Linked DNA regions of Mus musculus: region 2 is linked to region 1. The links are chromatin loops, found by intact Hi-C in ENCODE. Cell type or tissue: left cerebral cortex. All regions are shown on one strand.

What was found. Hi-C counts contacts between places; a loop is a spot of excess contacts. Peaks named below come from ENCODE experiments on the same cell type or tissue, not always from the same donor. Only the 100,000 strongest peaks of a DNase experiment are listed, where the experiment ranks them.
Region 2: it touches region 1 in a loop (4-fold over the local background); 4 of 42 quality-filtered maps call a loop at or near these places.

The regions. Positions count from the first base shown.
Region 1 is chr5:37,027,011-37,029,510 of GRCm38, forward strand. Gm52814 (a long non-coding RNA gene) reads right to left here. Exons shown (of 2, transcript XR_003955901.1): 1 at 1,847-2,500; 2 at 1-1,649. It also overlaps a transcript of Jakmip1 not described here. Among named protein-coding and RNA genes, the nearest start is that of Gm52814, 1.4 kb to the right of the region's middle. In left cerebral cortex, no CTCF peak of the experiment used is centred here; DNase peaks (open chromatin) are centred at 1,275 and 2,066; H3K4me3 peaks cover 1,829 bases; H3K27ac peaks cover 1,776 bases.
Region 2 is chr5:37,081,271-37,083,770 of GRCm38, forward strand. It overlaps a transcript of Jakmip1 not described here. Among named protein-coding and RNA genes, the nearest start is that of Jakmip1, 2.7 kb to the right of the region's middle. In left cerebral cortex, no CTCF peak of the experiment used is centred here; DNase peaks (open chromatin) are centred at 1,351, 2,153 and 2,373; H3K27ac peaks cover 2,383 bases.

The DNA of each region.
Region 1 (2,500 bases):
TCATTCCTGTTCTTCTTTCCTGGCTGTGTTCCTATGACATCACCCTTCCTGTCGTTCCTGTTGCTACCAGGTCCCCATTTTGGACCATGCTCTCTTTACACCTGGTCCGTTGCTGTTAATGACATCCTTGGAGTCCCTCACATTCTGGGTCTTCCCCCTTCAGTTCTGGGAAGGTCTGTCCTCTCTAAAGTCAGGCAGAACCATGTGTCTTACATTGGCCAATGAAGTGCAAAAGCATGCGGTGCTTTTAAGGTGGGAGGGTTGGTTTGACAAACTCCTGTATCAGGCCACCTTTCCTTTACACTGCTCTGCAAATTGTGCTCCTTCTGACCCAGTCTCATAAGCCTGACCTGTGACAGCTGTCCATCAGTAGAGCCTCCGCTGATTCAAGCAGGATGAAGAGTGCAGGCAGGAAACAAGCCAGTGAGATTCCGGCTCGTTTGTTACCGCAGCTCAGCAGAGTTTATCCTGACTGGTATATTTAAAAAGTGTGAATCTGATAGTAGTTTTTCCCAAGGTGAGACAAGCTTCCGGGTAATCTCCAAAGGCTTTCTCGTAGCCCATAAGACTTCGTGGTACTGGCCTCTGCCCATTCCTTCTTTCTTACCTTTCCAGTCTTCTCTCTGCCTTGAGACAGTCTTTTTTAGACTGTCAAATATGCCCCATTGTCATTAAACTATTCCCTGGGCATGGATGCTCTTCTCCATTTTTGCTTGTTTGTCCATTACGTTGTCCTTAGATCTTAGGGACAGCACAGTAGGTCCTCAATACATATCTGTAGACCTATACTAAACCAATGGATCTCTGCCTAGCTAAACCCTATCTTTCTGCAAGACCCCGGTTGCCATCGCATTGTCATGAAGTAGGTGCGGTTTTACTCAATGATGGAGACGTCAGAATCGTTGGAATCCCGGGTCTTCCTCTTACCATTTGTGACCTTGAACATTTCGCTTTAACCTCTGATCTTCAGATTTCTTATCTGCACAATGTGGGGGTAGACACCCCCGCCATCGCTGCATCTTTCCCAGGATGGTCACCATCCCGCGGTGGGCGGCCTCTGTGGGCAGGGAGAGCTTCCTAGGCCTGAGAAGGTTCCCCCCAACTCCCGTTGCTTCTGCCTGTGATGGCCGGGGGGTCTAGACTAGCAGCACCCAGGCCTTCCCCGCCCAGTGCGCACGCTCGCCTGAGCCGGGAGCTGACCACCTCTAAGGGCTTTCGCCCGGGGCCGCGAGGACACCACACCCTCCCCAATGACTGGCGGGAGAAAACACCAATCGGAGGGACGATGCGGGAGGGGGCGGGGCCAATCCGCGAGCCGGCGCCCGGCGCCCACCGATCTGCAGCCGCTAGCGTGCGGCGCCGGTCCCCGCCGTTCCCGCATCGCACACGGGTTCCCCACGGGCCGAGCCTCCTCGGCTACGGTCCAGGTTTTCTTTATTTTCATTTTTTGCATGCATTCATTTTCTGTTCTATCTCGTCCATTTTAAGGCAGCGGCGACGGCGACAGCAGCGTAGGTGCGCGCGGGGAGGGGGCGGCCGGAGAATGCGGCTCCCCGCTGCTGCTCGGCTTGTGTCGGAGCGTCAAGCAGGTGGGTACAGGTGTGCCACGGAGGAAGGGGGTCCGGGACACCGCACCCAGTGGGTGAACCCTGCAACGAGGACACCGCTACCTTTGCTGCCTGTCCGATCCCCACCCCCAGCCTCCGCGCCCCTCACAACCGTTCATCCTACCTCCCAGCCCCGCCCATCTCCCCTCCCCCACTCTCCCCAGCTATCCCCCCCCCCCATCTTTCCTGTGGTGGCGGCGCTCCCCAACACTGGCCCGTTGCTTCCCTGTGTCGCTCACACCACATCGCTTTCCACTCGTCTCGTCCTTACATCCCGGAGTGAGGAGTGGGAGGGGACCCACCCGAGCCCCAGCAAGCGGCGTAGGGGGGCGTGGTTGGCCGGCCCGTTCCAGTCCTGAGGGTCTCTGCCTAGGTGGAGCCCAGAGTATGTAGGGGTGACCCGGAGTGGGAGGCCGCCCTGGTGATATCCCACCCCACGCACTGCACACGCTGCGGCTGCCGGGCTACGCACACCCTCGCGCCGCTCCGCCCACGTGTGCGCCGGGGAGAAGGCTGGAGCGCTGCGAAGAAAGGCTGGTATCCACCCTGTGCCCGGCGGCGCGCCCTGGGCGCACCGCCTTTCGGGGCAGGCGCCGGGATCAGCTCCATGGTGCTGCCCGGTTCCATGTCGTGCTCTTGGCGATCAGGCTGGCGACCTTTCGGCCTCCATTTAGGGAGCTGCGCTGTGCTGCGTATTCCTAGACTTTCAGTCCATCATTCCACCCTCCCAGCTGCGGGATTCCAAGGATAAGCCTTTTTAGGCCACTGGCCAGGCTGGAGCCTTTCGCTTCCCTTCCCGCACCAAGGCTCTACCCTAGACTTTCCTCGGCGCTTTAAGCTCAAAGATACAGGTAGCTGATCCGTTCAGCACCTGCCATTAGTGCACACTCTGG
Region 2 (2,500 bases), 54 kb after region 1:
ATATTGAGAGATGGAGTAGACCACCTTTAATATATTTTGGAGCTCGCTAATATTTTGATTTTGTAATCCTCAAAGCTTCAAATGGCACTTTGCATAAATAAATATATCATACTGAATAACAAAAGCATGCTTAGGGCCACTTCAGAAGTTGTGAATTCTGCCCTAATCATGAGTCACAATTCATCGAATGTTTCTCTATGAAATATGTTAACAACACAGACAGGAATTAAGAAAATTTTTATTATGCTTATTTATCTATCGTATATGTGCATATGCTTGGAAGTCAGGGGACAACTTGCAGGAGTCACTGCTTGCCCTCCGCCACGTGGGTCCCAGAGACTAAGCTCCGCATCCTTACCCGCTCAGCCATCTCGCTAGTCCTAGTTATGAGACTTAGACACCAATTTGATATTCACATGCCAAACAATGAAGATAGGAACATTTTAAAAGCTTTTGTTTCCTTACTGAAACTGTTCCATTTCAAGAAGAACAGAAGTGGATGCTCACAGGCATCTATAAGATGGAACACAGGGCCCTCAATGGAGAAGCTAGAGAAAGCACTCTAGGAGCTAAAGGGATCTGCAACCCTATAGGTAGAACAACAATATGAGCTAACCAGTACCACCAGAGCTCGTGTCTCTAGCTGCATATGTAGCAGAAGATGGCCTAGTCAGCTATCATTAGGAAGAGGGGCCCCTTGGTCTTGCAAACTTTTTATGCTCCAGTAAAGGGGAACGCCAGGGAAGTGGGAGTGGGTGGGTAGGGGAGCAGGGCCGGGGGAGGGTATAGGGAAATGATCTGGATACATTTGAAATGTAAATGAAGAAAATATCTAATTAAAAAAAAGAGCAGGCAATAAAACAGCGGGGAGAAGGAGCCATGGTGTTCCCTGCAGCCTCTGCGGGCATTGCATGGTACACAGTGTGAGTGCTGGGTGCTCAGAGCTAGCATTTTGGGCTGTGTGAATTCAGATACTATTGTTGCCATTTTTCTCCTGGCTCTCTCTGCAGTTTCCGGGGACCCCAGCATGGGGCAGCGGCTGGCTGTGAAGCCACTGTGCTCTGGGTGGTTGAGTTAGAGCTGGTGTCCTTAGCTGCTGTCTGCCCAGTTGATTATTATCCTGGATTCCTTGAATCTTCTTAGCAACTGATTTTATCTTCTACTTTCTTTCTGCCTTTTGTAGCTTAATGCTTCCGTTTTAAGAGGAACTCAATTTGTTCCTCGCTCTCAAAACTATTTCAGGAGAAGCCCAGAGTTTGCAACATGTATTTAGAAGCTGTCTTAAGTCCAGTTTGGATGAACAGTACACTATAGCATCTGTATGGGTCCTACTTCCTCTAGTAGGTTGTGGAGTCTGGCTTGCCGCCCCTCCCCCTCCCAGCTGGAGCTGCAGGCATCCAGCCCACAGTTCTTTCTGCTCCAGCAAACTGGTAACTGTCAGATCAGTTAAGAATAGAAACCTCAAGTTTTTACTGTTTACTTATGCCCCCTCTCTCTTTTTAATGTAAACCATAATTCTACAATATCTGGTTTTCATTTGTTTGTTTTCCTATTTAGTCTGAGGACTTGTTTGTTTATTTGTGTTTGTTTGTTTGTTTGTTTGTTTGAGATAGTCTCACTATGTAGCACTGGCTGGTTTGGAACCCTTGTAGCCAGCACTGACCCCAAACTCAGAGTGATCCATCAGCCTCTGCCTCCCAAGTGCTAGGGTTAAAGGCATACACGACACTACAGGTCCTGCTAGACTGGGTTTTCGACTCATTGTACCCTTCTCTGTAGCGTTTCTCTTAGCCTTCTTAAAAGGGGAGGTCTGTGTGGCTTGGCCGATCCTTTGGCTTTTGTTTCTCTTGAGTCTTTAGTCTCTGAAAATGTCACAGTTGACTGAATTGCAGGTTGACTTTCTTATCTAAACCATTTTTTGCTCCGTTCCTGCCCCCCCCACCCCCCCATCATTTCTGCAGAGACGTCTGCTGAATTCTTATCATTGTTTTTCTGTAGCTGAGCTATTTCTTCTTGGCCTTGTTTTAGGATTTTCTTTTCCTTCATCTTTGGTCAGCTGCAGCTTGCTGTGTGATATACTCACGTGCAAGTACAATGTGTGTACCTATGGTTGGGCGTCTGCGGTTAGTTGGGGAAGACCACACATAGCTTTACAGAGGCCTGTGGCTTTTTCTCTCACTCTTCCATTCACACCTGTGTTGGCTAGTTTTAGTTCAACCTGGCACAAGCTAGAGTCTTTTTAGAAGAGGGAGCCAGATTGAGACTATGTCCCCACCAGATTGGCTTATGAGCAAACCAGTAAATTAGCATTCCCCCACGGCCTCTGTATCAGCTCCTGCCTCCAGACTCTTGCCTTGTTTGAGTTCCTGCCCCGATTTCTGTCAGTGATGGAGTGTGATGTGGGACTAGCAGCTGAAGTAAACCCTTTTCTCTTCAAGTTGCTTTCGGTGTGTTTGAGCACAGCTGTTAGTCTAGCTAATACACTGCCTCCTCACTATTT